2 separate regions of the Mus musculus genome follow, and region 1 is linked to region 2. A link is a loop called in an ENCODE intact Hi-C map of the cell type or tissue named here. Cell type or tissue: heart. All regions are shown on one strand. Each heading gives the region's core, and the rest is flanking DNA. Links, peaks and the distances in the headings are about the cores only.

Region 1 (6,070 bases), core at 675-5,674, 78 kb after region 2:
AGCCCCACTAGTGAATTCTTTTTTGTTTGTTTGTTTTTGTTTTTCGAGACAGGGTTTCTCTGTGTAGCTCTGGCTGTCCTGGAACTCACTCTGTAGACCAGGCTGGCCTCGAACTCAGAAATCTGCCTGCCTCTGCCTCCCAAGTGCTGGGATTAAAGGCGTGTGCCACCATGCCCGGCTCACTAGTGAGTTCTTATTGAAAGCCCTGTCTTTGGGCAGATAAGGGAAATTCAGAAAACTTTAACCTGATTGCCTATTGGTAATGAATACATCAAGGCGAGATATTGGGGGATGGCCTTTTTGCAATTCTTTCTTTGGCTAGCTTTGATAAGTGATTCAAGCACAAATGCTAGACACAAGTAGTTAGGTGACTAGAAAAGAGATACAAATTTACAAATTAACATTTTAGACATCTTTTTCATGTGGCTATGATGGCACATGCTTTTAATCCTAGAACTCTAGAGGCAGAAGCAGAGGGGCAGAGAGAGAGAGGCAGAGGGAGAGGGAGAGAGAGAGGGAGAGGGGAAGAGGGAGAGAGGGAAAGGGAGAGGGGGGAGAGGGAGGGAGAGGGAGGGAGAGGGAGGGAGAGGGGGAGGCAGAGGCAGAGGGAGGAGGAGGAGCAGAGGGGCAGAGAGAGGCAGAGAGAGGCAGAGAGAGGCAGAGAGAGGCAGAGAGGCAGAGGCAGAGTGGCAATGCAGAGAGAGCAGAGGGGCAGAGGGGTAGAGGCTGGTCTGGTCTACAAATCAAGTTCCAGGCTAGCCAGGGATACATAGTAAGAACTCTACCTCAAAAACAATAGCTAAACAAATCCAAAATCAAAACCAAAAAAGCCAAACAAACAAAAACCCAACCTTTTCAGTAATTTGACATCTTTTTTTGGTGGGGGGGGTTGAGACAGGGTTTCTCTGTGTAGCCCTGGCCGTCCTGGAACTCACTTTGTAGACCTGGCTGGCCTCCAACTCAGAATCCGCCTGTCTCTGCCTCCCTAGTGCTGGGATTGGCTACTTATAAAAATTTTAAGTTATGTTTAGATCTTTATTTTTGTGTGTGTATGTGTACATTTTGTTTCATGGCACATGTGTAGATCTGAGGACAACTTTTGAGAGTCAGTTTTTTCCTCCCACTGTGTAGTCTTGGAGATCGACTCAGATCTTCAGGCCTGAAGATGATTTAACCAGCTCAGACATCTTGACATCTCAGCCTCAGACTTTTTTTTTTTTTTTTAAAAACTTCTCTTTTTTATTTTTTATTTATTATATGTAAGTACACTGTAGCTGTCTTCAGACACTCCAGAAGAGGGAGTGTCAGATCTTGTTACAGATGGTTGTGAACCACTATGTGGTTGCTGGGATTTGAACTCTGGATCTTCGGAAGAGCAGTCGGGTGCTCTTACCCACTGAGCCATCTCACCAGCCCAGCCTCAGACTTTTAATGGGATTTAATTTGGGTTCCATCTGCATACAGTACCCTAGGATGAAGAGATCTTAGAGACTGTGCCCTGGTCCTTACAGCAGTACTATCTGTCTCATGGTGATTTATGTCTTGTTATTCCAGTATTCTGAAGATTAAGACTGAGTTGTTTTGAGTTCAAAGCCACTCTGGGTTAGAGAGTGAGTCACTGACTCTGCAGTGAAAACACGTGTTAAGGAAAAATGAAAGTATTTGTCTTTTTGAAAGAGTGCAGGGGGATCCCTTGTGAAGGACCAGCATTCAGAGCAGGAGTACTAGGAGCTCTGAGAACTAGGCAGCCAACATGGGCTAAGGACTGGCCCTGGAGTCACCGTTTTACAGAATAAACAGAAGGTGGCAACAAAACAATTCAGTCTAACAGGTGCTAGGACTGCAGTTTGTCAGAGACCTAATATAAGATGCTTCTTAGTTTGTTTTTGGGGGACAGGGTGGCCTGTCCTAGGTGGCCTGTAGCTGTGCTGTGTATGTAGGCCAGACTTGTCTCAAACATGAGGTAATTCTGTGGCTTTTCCTCCTCAGCGCTAGGATGCATAACCACCTCATCCCCTTAGTATGGCTGGACATGAAGGCCTCTATGTGCAAGTAGAGGTCAGAAAACTTGGGAGAGCTGGTTCTCTCCTATTTTGGGCCTGGGGCTAGAACTCAGGTTGATAATAGTCCCCTCCACCCCCAACGAAATAAGCTAATTCAAGAATAATTTTTTTTAAAAAGGCATATCTATTTGGAAATGGGTTCCCGGGTGAGTCCACCAGCCTCAGAGGTCGGGGGCAGAGTATGGCTGGTACTTTTTTGATAGATTGTAGGCGAAGAAAATGACAAGTCTACCACAAGCTGGGCTTGTGCCCAGGTATGGTCATCTAGGGTGGGGCTTGGGTGGCTGGTGACTAAAGATGAGGATTAGTACAGTCAGGAATTCAGGACTGGATTTTTTGGCGCCTTTTTGTGTTCTGAGGCTTTCTGAGTAGGCGGGGTTGGAAGGAGAGAGAGAGAGAAAATTTGGAATTTACCGGGGATGAGTGGGTGGGGAACAAGCCAACAAGCCGGGGACTCCAAAAACAGGTGATAAGCAGCATTACCAGTTGACCCGACCCCAAATGCATCTTTTAATAATTCTCTCACTAGTTTTGAACCTGCTCTAATGGAAATCTTGCCGACTGACTTCCTGGATGCCCTACTTGGGTATGGAGGGAGCCCTTTTCTTCCGGTCTTTGCGTCTCTGACTGACCCCTTCGACTCCTTCTGAGTTTCAGTTCTGCAACACACAGCATTCCCCATTCCTGGCTTCCCTTTCGCACACTCATCACTTATCTCTGGGTCAGCCTCCTCCCTCCCACCACGCCCGCCCGCATCCCCATCTTCCCATCCCGTTCGCTCGCGCAGTCTTTCCCTCTCTTCCGGCTTCACTTGGCTCTAACCCTCGCGTCCCCCTCTCTCCAGAAGCGTTCTTTTCATTTCCCGGTTGGAGGGGCGGCCCCCGATTCCACTCCGGGGCACCGCTCCCTCGGGGACCTCCCCAGGCTCGGCCGTTGAAGGAGGCGTGGCGCACGAATAACAGGTCTCCTGCCGCACACTCCGCGGGCCCGAGCGCAGACAAAGACATTCCACGGCGCCCGCCCCCTCCGCGCACTCCGCCCGGGGGAGGGGGAGGGGAGACACGTGTACCGCTAGCGCCGGGTCACGTGGAAAAGAAAAAGAAATGAAGGAAGGCGGCGGGCGCCCGCGCAGGCGCCCTAAGCTCGGAGCCCAAGCGGGGAGGCGACGTCTTCAGTCGGCGCAGGCGCCGTGGTCCAACTGGGGACTTTGTTCTCCGCGGAGAAACTCAAGGGCGGTGCCGGTAGGCGCCTGCGCACGCGCGCCGCCTCATTTCCGGTGCTCTCTCGCTGGGTCGCTCGGGTCGGCTTCGGTCGCTGTCGCTCCTGTTCTTCCACCCCCGCCAACCGCCGCTCGGGCCTCAGCTGCCGCCGCGTCGCTTCCTCGCTCGTTCGCTCGCCACCCATCATCCCCGATGCAGCGCCGGGACGATCCTGCCTCGCGCCTCACCCGGTCCTCGGGCCGCAGCTGCTCCAAGGACCCGTCAGGTGCCCACCCCTCGGTGCGTCTGACCCCGTCTCGGCCGTCGCCGCTTCCTCACCGGCCCCGGGGAGGGGGAGGTGGGCCCAGAGGAGGCGCTCGGGCCTCGCCCGCCACCCAGCCGCCGCCGCTGCTGCCTCCCTCCACCCCTGGTCCCGACGCGACGGTGGTGGGTTCCGCGCCGACCCCGCTGCTGCCCCCGTCAGCCACAGCCGCGGTCAAGATGGAGCCGGAGAATAAGTACCTGCCTGAACTCATGGCCGAGAAGGACTCGCTCGACCCGTCCTTCACTCACGCCATGCAGCTGCTGTCCGTAGGTAAGCGGTTCTTGGCGGGTCCTCTGGGTCTCCCGGTCCTGACTGTGGGTGGCCGCCGCTTTGTTCTTGCTCCCACCCCCTCGGAGCCCGGGCATCGAGAGTTGTCATCTCGACCTGGCCTTCGAGATTCTGCACCCACAGTCCCACCCGGGCTCAGGGTGTAAGGGAAGATTTCTGAGCCACGGACGAGGCCCGAAGAGGACTCGCGATCTCAGAGCGCGGAGAGCTTGATGGATAGTACCGTGCTCCCGCCCCCTTCTCCTCCCGTAGTAGTTGCCCCGCGCGCCAAGGGCCGGCTCTTAACAGAAATGAACCTATTTCTCCCCGCTTTCCCAAAGAGGAAACATTTGGGGGGGGGAATCGCGGGTGATGGAGACCTGGGGTGTAAGGTAGAGATAGCCGGAATGCCGGTCCCGCACAGCGCATCTACGGAGCGGGGCGGGATTTAGCGGGAACTCGGGTTTAAGTTCATTAGAGGTCGGGGCGACGAGAGAATCCGTGAGCTTGAGGTTTTCTCAAGCCAAGCTTTCCATTTCGGCCTGTCGAGTAAGAATTGCTGCAGACCCGGATGGTTTCTCTGTTTTATTTTGAAATGTGTTTCTGAAGTTATGCAAAAGTGTGTGTGTGTGTGGGGGGGGGGTTGTGATAGCCCAGGAGACCGTAGAAAGAAATGATAGAGGGAGGTAAGGGGCGGCAGGCAGGTTCTTTTGCGTGAGATGAACGAGAAATTGGTCTTTTTGTTTTAGTTTTTGCTGGAGTAGAGATAGTTTAAGAATGGTAGTCTTTGTTCTCTGATTGTAGACTATGGAGCTCTCTTCTCCGGACTTGAGCGACTTAGATATTTTTCCTTATTCAAACCGCCGCCTGTTGTTAGACATGGTTTTAGTATTTTTTATGATATCGAATTTTTTTTTTTTTTTGATTTTGGTTTTTCGATACAGGGTTTCTGTATAGCCCTGGCTGTCTTGGAACTCACTTTGTAGACCAGGCTGGCCTCGAACTCAGAAATTCGCCTGCCTCTGCCTCCCGAGTGCTGGGATTAAAGGCGTGCGCCACCACTGCCCGGCTGATATCTAATTTTTATTAAGCATCTAATACCCACAGTCTGTCCTACTGGTTGAATAGTTGGACTGTTGAGGGGCTGATGGAACCTTGTCACCAGACAAAAACTGGGAAGGTTGAGCGGATTCAGAAACCCTACTCTGAACCTGGAACACTTGACCAAGACACCCCATGAGTCAGTCACACGGGGTGTTAAACCCCCCCCCCAACACCTGAAGGCCCTCCCTCCACATGCAGATGTAGCATCCCTAACTTCTCCGACCAAGCCAATAGAAAGCATCTGCTTTTAGATCCCACCCCACCCCAAAATGTATATTAGACCCTAGCCACAAGGAATAAAGGTTATTTCATCAAAGACTGCCTGAGAGCTTCAGAATTCTCCCCCCTCTCCTTTGGAGAGCAATGCTCCAGAGCCCCCAGATCTCCTCTGATAGCGTCCAGTACACAGAGCATTGCACTCTGGCCAGAACGATATCGTGGACAGTTCATTGTGAAAGAGCACTATCTAATGGAGAGACAAATCAGCCTTTAAGAGCACTGTCTGCTCTTCCACAGGGGTTCAGTTCCCAGCACCCACATCAGAAGGCTTTCAGACACCTGTAACTTCAGTACTGGGGGATCCTGTTTTTGTTTTCTTTGGTGGTTTTTTTTTTTTTTTTTTTTTTTTTTTGGTTTCTCTGTATAGCCCTGGCTGTCCTGGAACTCACTTTGTAGACCAGGCTGGCCTCGAACTCAGAAATCCGCCTGCCTCTGCCTCCCAAGTGCTGGGATTAAAGGCGTGCACCACCACGCCCGGCTGTTTTCTTTGTTTTTTTTTGTTGTTGTTGTTTTTTCGAGACAGGGTTTCTCTGTATAGACCTGGCTGTCCTGGAACTCATTTTGTTGACCAGGCTGGCCTCTGCCTCCCAAGTGCTGTGATTAAAGGCATGCACCACCACCACCGGCCTGATGTTATCTTATGTCCTACACAGGTACTCAAAATACAAAGCTGAAAAGAAATAAAAGGAATATACCATTTTCCCTTCATCTGCTCTCTGTTTCCCAGCATTGTTGAAGGGGATTTACCGTTTGTATAATGCAAAAAGGTCACGGATCTACAATGACTTAAAGACCTGCTTTTCTTTCCAGTCAAATATGAAAACAGCAAATAA
Region 2 (6,070 bases), core at 582-5,581:
GACTCCTCTGCTCCAATAAATTCCCCCCCAATAACAAACAAAATTCCCAAGCATAAAAGTCTGCTACATTTCTTTAATCAGACTTTCCTCCCAGACACATCCCAGGTGCCTCATAAAAACTGTCTCGAAGCACACACCCTGGGGCCCCAAGACAGTTTCAAGGCACTCTCCTCCTCCCGCATGAAAGCCTAGCTTAGGACCCCACATGCCTCAAGTCAGCATCTCCTCCAACCATCCTCTTGCCTCAAAGGCACTTGTCCTCTCCATTGGCTTCCCCAGCTCTCCTGTGTGCAAACTGCTAGGTCATTCTAAGGATGAGAAATTTCAAAATCAGATATGCTACTGAGAGAATGGTTTGGTATTCTGGAAAAATGACCTTAAACATTTTTAATCCAATTCTTATCATCTGTGTGACCTGGGACAAGCTACTGAACAAAGTGCCTGCTGCCCATGCGTCTCTTATCTCACTAAGTCCAGGGGGCACATCACCAAACCCCCAGTGCCTAGCAAACAAACAGAAGCATCTCAAAAAGCCTGCCAAACAAATGCCAACAAGGCTAACCTCCCCTTCGTGGCGTGATAAATGAATATTAAAGGCACCTGAAGCATAGCAGCACTTATTACTAATCACTCCCACCTCCCAGGAAAAGACAATTCTGCCTCTCAAGCAGGGGATGCCAGTTTCTGAGAGGACACACTAAGAATACACCATTCATTTCTACCCAAGCTTAGTGGGGTCATGCCTGCCATGTTAGCAGCTGGAAAGCTGCAGCAAGAATACCACAAATGTCAGGCCAGCAGTTAAGTTCCAGGCCAGGCTACAGGATGAGACCTGACCTCAAAAGAACTATGATAGATAACTTCATATTGAATTTTGTTGTAATTCTATACCCACTATCACAAAGAACCACCTTTTTTTTTAACTTTCCTTATTCCCAACATTTTTTTGTAGTAGTGTCACTAGGAATTAAACTGAGTTCTTCTTTGTACGAGGCAGTGCTCTACGGCAGAGCTATCCTCAGATCCCTTTTACTATTTTGAACACCCCCCCTCCTTTTTTTTTTTTTTTTTACTATTTTGAGATTTAGGCCTCACAAAGTTTCACAAACTGCCCCTGAAACCTTCCATCCTCTGGCCTCTGATGCCCGAGGAGCTGAGATCACAGACCTCTGCCACCAGGCTCAGTTTTACTCACTTATTTCCAATTACCTTCTATGATTACATCATTAAACAGAAAATCTTTATCAACAGTTCATCTCAAATCCCCAACTCAGCCTACTTATATACCTATACCTTTAACACTTGGGAGAGACTTGAGGCAGGAAGATCAGAGTTCAAAGCCAACCTGTTATGAAGCATTTGAGATGATACCAAATCAAGAACCTATTTGGAACTTCTAAAAGTCCAATAAAACAAATGAAACAAAAGAACTTCTTCTGCATCCCCCATAGAAAAAGTCCATTAACAATTCTTTCCGATCATCCGATCCAAAACTAAGAGTGTCAGGATCAAAAAACGAAGCTCTGATAATGTGAGTTCTTCTATAGTCTTAGTTTCCTCTTGCACACTAACAAGGCTCAACTTCTCTCACTTCCTGTCTGAAACAGCTCAGTAACACAGAGCGGGGAAGCAAGTAAATACCATATACTAATCCAGCAATAGCGACTCCAAACTGAAACATTTGCTGAATGCCTACAATGACGCTAGATTAGTCACTTTATACTTCGTGACAAATCCAAGGGCAGAAACTAAACTATGGCACTTTATCGATATTTATGACCGTTTCTTAGGCGCTTTTCTGCAGAAGGATACGAGAGAGTCACAGATAAAAGATACCGCGGCTTACCTCATTAAATAGCCTTGACCTCAACACTGAGCATTTGCCAAAAAAAAAAAAGTTTACGCTTCCGAATACTTTACCGGCTAAAACTCAGACTCCGGGACAAGAGTCAAGCTTGGATGGTTAGCGCTGGGAAATGGGGGTGGGGAGGATGGCAAAGACATCTCTGGAAATTCATAAATTTACAATACATTTTTACGAAAAGGGGAAAGAACGCCAGAGATCAGCGTCACGGGAGACTCAGACCCTTTTCTCTTACTTGACTGCAACTCAGGGATCCCACGCTTGAGTGAATTAAGTCCCTGGACGCGAAGGGTTCCCTATCAACACAAAGACCAAGGGGCCTCCAGGATGCCTGTGCTCACGCGCCGGACAAACGCAGGCGCACCCCTGCACACCACCTAGTCCGCCACGCTCCTCCTCGTCCCCACTCGCTCTCACCACACCTTCGCCCCCACAAGGACACATGCTGCCCGCACACGCACCTTCTCCCGCATTCTTCTACGCTCTCTCGCTCTCTCGCTCGCTCACCCCACCTCGAGCCGCGCTCCCCGCCCCTGGCCCGGCCCGGCCCTCCTTCCGGGGACGTGTCTCGGGCCTGCTCTAATGGCAGCGGCGCCTCCCGCCCTCCCCTGCCCGAGGCCCGGGCGCCGCGCGGGGCCGCCCGGGAGGGGCGCACTCACGCTGGCAAGCTGGGGACTGGGCATTGAAGGCCGGCGGAGGCGGGAGCGAGGAGGCGCCTCTCTCCTCAGTCACCTCGGCGGCGGCGGCGGCGGCGGGAGCGGCGGCGGCGGCGGCGACGACTCCCCCCCAGCCTCGGCGCGCGACACCCGGCCCGGCCCGGCGGCGGCGGCGGCGGCGCGTGTCCACGAGTCCGTCTTGCTGCTGCTACTGTTGCTGCCGCGACCGCCGCTGTGTTCCCCCCCCGCTGCCGCCGCTGCCCCCGCTACCGCCGCTGCCCGCTGGCGTCGCCTCGCGCCGTGCCCGGCCGCTGCTGCCGCTCCAGCCGCTCCCGGACGAACGACGGTTACAGCCCGGCCGATCGCGCCGCCGCCACCACCGCTGCGCGCGCAGCCGGACCAGCTCCCGCCGCCGCCCCTCAGGGGGCGCTGCGGGGCGCGGCGCGCGCGGCGCAGCCACGCCCTCGGAACCGATGATTGGCTGCCGGCGGCTCGCGGCGGTTGGCCCCACCCACTCTGCCTACAGAGCTTTGACCCACTGCCCTGGGCGCCTCCCGCGCTCCGCCTCCGCGTGGCTTGCTGCGCTCGGCACTGGGGGCGACGGAAGGCGTATACATGTGACCGGCGCGGGGTGGGGGTAGCGGGGTGACGAACGTGGCTGAGGGAAGCGCCCGCCCACTCTGCGACTCGCCCATCCGCACCTGGGTCTAAGTTAGCGCCTCTGGCCACCCAGTGACCCGCAAGGTCGCGGGCGGATTCCGGATCCCGGGAGGCGCCTCGAGCCAGATCCCGCTGGGTCTGGGACTGGGACTGGGCGGCAACCGGGGCCTGAGCTCGGGGATTTCCAGCTCAGAAGTGGGGAACCGAGTACCTTATACTTGGCTGTCCTTCCTGGAGGCCTCGAACATCTCTGCGAAGTCTCTCTGCCCTGCTCCCCAGACCTCTATCGGGCAAGCAACACACAGACTCTTTAGATACGGAAATGCAGAATTAAGGAAAAAGTTTTTTCCTAGGTATTCTCAACTATTAAGCGGAATACTGTCTTCACAGCACAGATACTCTTCAATACTTAAATAAAGTATGAAGAATGGGCGTGATTAAAAAAAAAAGTCTGGCGGTGGTGGCCTATGCCTTTAAACCCAGTTCAAGGCCAGCCTGGTCTACAGAAAGAAAGCACCTCTAGAATTGGAACTGGGAATAGAACTCTGGGAAAAGCTTGCCTTGCATGTGAGGCCCTAAATTCAACTCTTGGGAGCCTCAAAAAAAAAAAAAAGTTTGAGTTGGATTTTAACAGTTTTGAAGATTATCTTAGAGATTCTCTAATGGAAGGAGGTTTTTTGTGTTGTGTTGTTTTGTTTTGTTTTTGTTTGCCTTTTGCTTTTGAAACCTGGCCAGAAGTTATAAGCCAGTTCATGCATCTTGATTTCTTGTTTGGAAAATGTGGTTACCCGGTGAGTTGGGAGGCTGGTTTGGGCTATTGCCAAGTGGAACAGGAAAAGGCTCTGGAGGCTGGCCTGAGAAGTGGGTTAGATTTCCCCAAGATGGGAGTGGGCAGAAAAGTGTATACTCACTATCCCGCACGGAACCCTCGCCCACCCAGGATTGACACTTACAAGGAAATGAGAATGCCCCTGGAGCTATCGCTCCCCAGTGTGTTCATCCTGCCCTTGCCCTGTGAGGAAATGCAGTGGTCAGTGGTCATTAGCCCTTTCCCACGAGGCAGTCCTGGAGCATCGCTCCTCACCAGAAGCTGCCCTTTAGAACTTAGTTTTAAAAAGAAAGATCTAATGACTCAGCCTCCTACAGCCACAGCGCAGAACTCAGGAGGATGGGGTATTTTAGGGCAAGTCTGTGTGGCCTTGCTGTGTGGGAGTTAAAAGGCCTTGAGGAGCAAGAGAGTCTAGAGATTAGAATCAAGGCCCCTGGCAGAGGGTGTGAAGGCTGCGCAAGGGTTGCCTGCATTATTCTCCCAGCCTTTCTTCAGGCAGCGTCTCTCCAAGGACAGACTGGAGAGGAAGAACTAACCACCCAGCAGAACTTTGGCTGCATTTCCTGGTTATGGATGCTTCATTTATGGCTTCAAAACACCTTATTATGCACATCCTACCATAGTATGTACAACATGCTATAAATGCCTGTTTTCATGATTCTCCTCTGCAGGACCGGTCTACTAGGGCAAATGAGTAGATAGCTGAAGGAATGAATTTCCCACCGCCTGGCTCTCAGCCGGGCCCTAAAATATCAGTAAGTAACATAACATGAGGATAACAGCAACACCTACACTAATGGCCATTTTTAAAAGCACCTACTCTATTCCAAGCTCTGGGCAAGGTGCTTTTAAATAAATTACCAGACTTATGTTTCTAAATAACCCTGTGAAGAAGGTATTATTAACTCATTTTAAAAGAGAATAGAGGCTTAGAGAAATGAAACGTCAGAGGCAGAACTTGGCCCGGGTTTGTCTGCCTCTGGGGCCCAGATAATCGTGTTAGTCTCTGACTTCCGTCACTAATTGGTGTCCCGCAGAGTGCGCTGGAAAGCCTACCGAGACCTCGGGCGCCCACCTATACGAGACCACAGGGTCACCATCACTGCGCCTTACCCGTAGGCCAGTGAAGAGGTATACAAGCCTCTCAAACCTAGTTTTTCCAGAGAAGGTTACAAGGCAGTTTTACTTCCTCCCCACCATAAACAGAGCGGGAACCGGGCTGCGGGTGCCTTATTAAACCCAAACCACCTTGGCAGTGAGCTTCACACATAAGTACCCTGAGTTTATCCAGGGCCATTGCTGAAGCACTCCAAGTGCCATTAGCTTATTAATCCTCCCAGCCCCCATGTGAGGCTAAAGCTGGCGGTATTCCTGGCTCATTTTCCAGTGCATGATCTCCTTGGAAGCAGACGCTGTGTGGGCCTGCCATACACAGCAGTACTAAAGAAGAAATGGGGGGTATGGCAGAGAAACTGCGGTGCTAGGGTTGGGACACAGCCCAGGTCCCTGGTTCCCATTCTGTGAGTTTATGCTCTCTTACTTGGCCTCTTTGTGTGGCCATAAAGTTGCTATGTAACCTTGTGTCCTAATTAGAGTTTTTTGTTTTATGTTTTGTTTTGTTTTTTTTTTTTCCTTTTCAACTTGGAACAAGCCAGAGTCATTTGGGAAGAGAGAGCTTTAGTTGAGAAGATGCTACCTGTAATGCAAGTCTGTAGGGCAGTTTCTTCATTAATGATTGATGTGGGAGGGCCTGGACCACTATGAGTGGCGCCAACCCCTGGACTGATGGTCCTAGGATATGTAAGATAACATGTTGAGCAAGCCACGAGGAGCAACAAAAGGGATCAATATGGGTTCAGGACACCCCAAGACCAAGTTCTCAGCACATAGAAGATTCACTTGCCCCAGGGAGACAAGGGTCGGGGAATAGAGACGAAGACAGGAGATAGAGGATGAACGTGTATTTGTGTGTGTGTGGTGTCAGGGAACACGGGATATGAGACAACAAGACCAAGAACTGCCTCTGAATAGAGAAGAGACAGACATAGCCCATTGGCCAAA

Evidence for each region. Peaks named below come from ENCODE experiments on the same cell type or tissue, not always from the same donor. Only the 100,000 strongest peaks of a DNase experiment are listed, where the experiment ranks them.
Region 1: a loop joins it to region 2, with 5 times the contacts of the local background. A loop is called at or near these places in 7 of 42 quality-filtered maps.

What each region holds. Positions count from the first base shown.
Region 1 is chr4:129,739,566-129,745,635 of GRCm38, reverse strand. Khdrbs1 (KH domain containing, RNA binding, signal transduction associated 1) reads left to right here and starts at 3,333. Exons shown (of 9, transcript NM_011317.4): 1 at 3,333-3,857. The coding sequence starts at 3,476. In heart, for the core only: no CTCF peak of the experiment used is centred there; DNase peaks (open chromatin) are centred at 3,175 and 3,995; H3K4me3 peaks cover 3,910 bases; H3K27ac peaks cover 3,227 bases.
Region 2 is chr4:129,817,055-129,823,124 of GRCm38, reverse strand. Ptp4a2 (protein tyrosine phosphatase 4a2) reads right to left here and starts at 2,646. Exons shown (of 6, transcript NM_008974.4): 1 at 2,524-2,646. In heart, for the core only: CTCF peaks have their summits at 2,377 and 3,007; DNase peaks (open chromatin) are centred at 2,424, 3,084, 4,154, 5,344 and 1 weaker place; H3K4me3 peaks cover 3,873 bases; H3K27ac peaks cover 4,198 bases.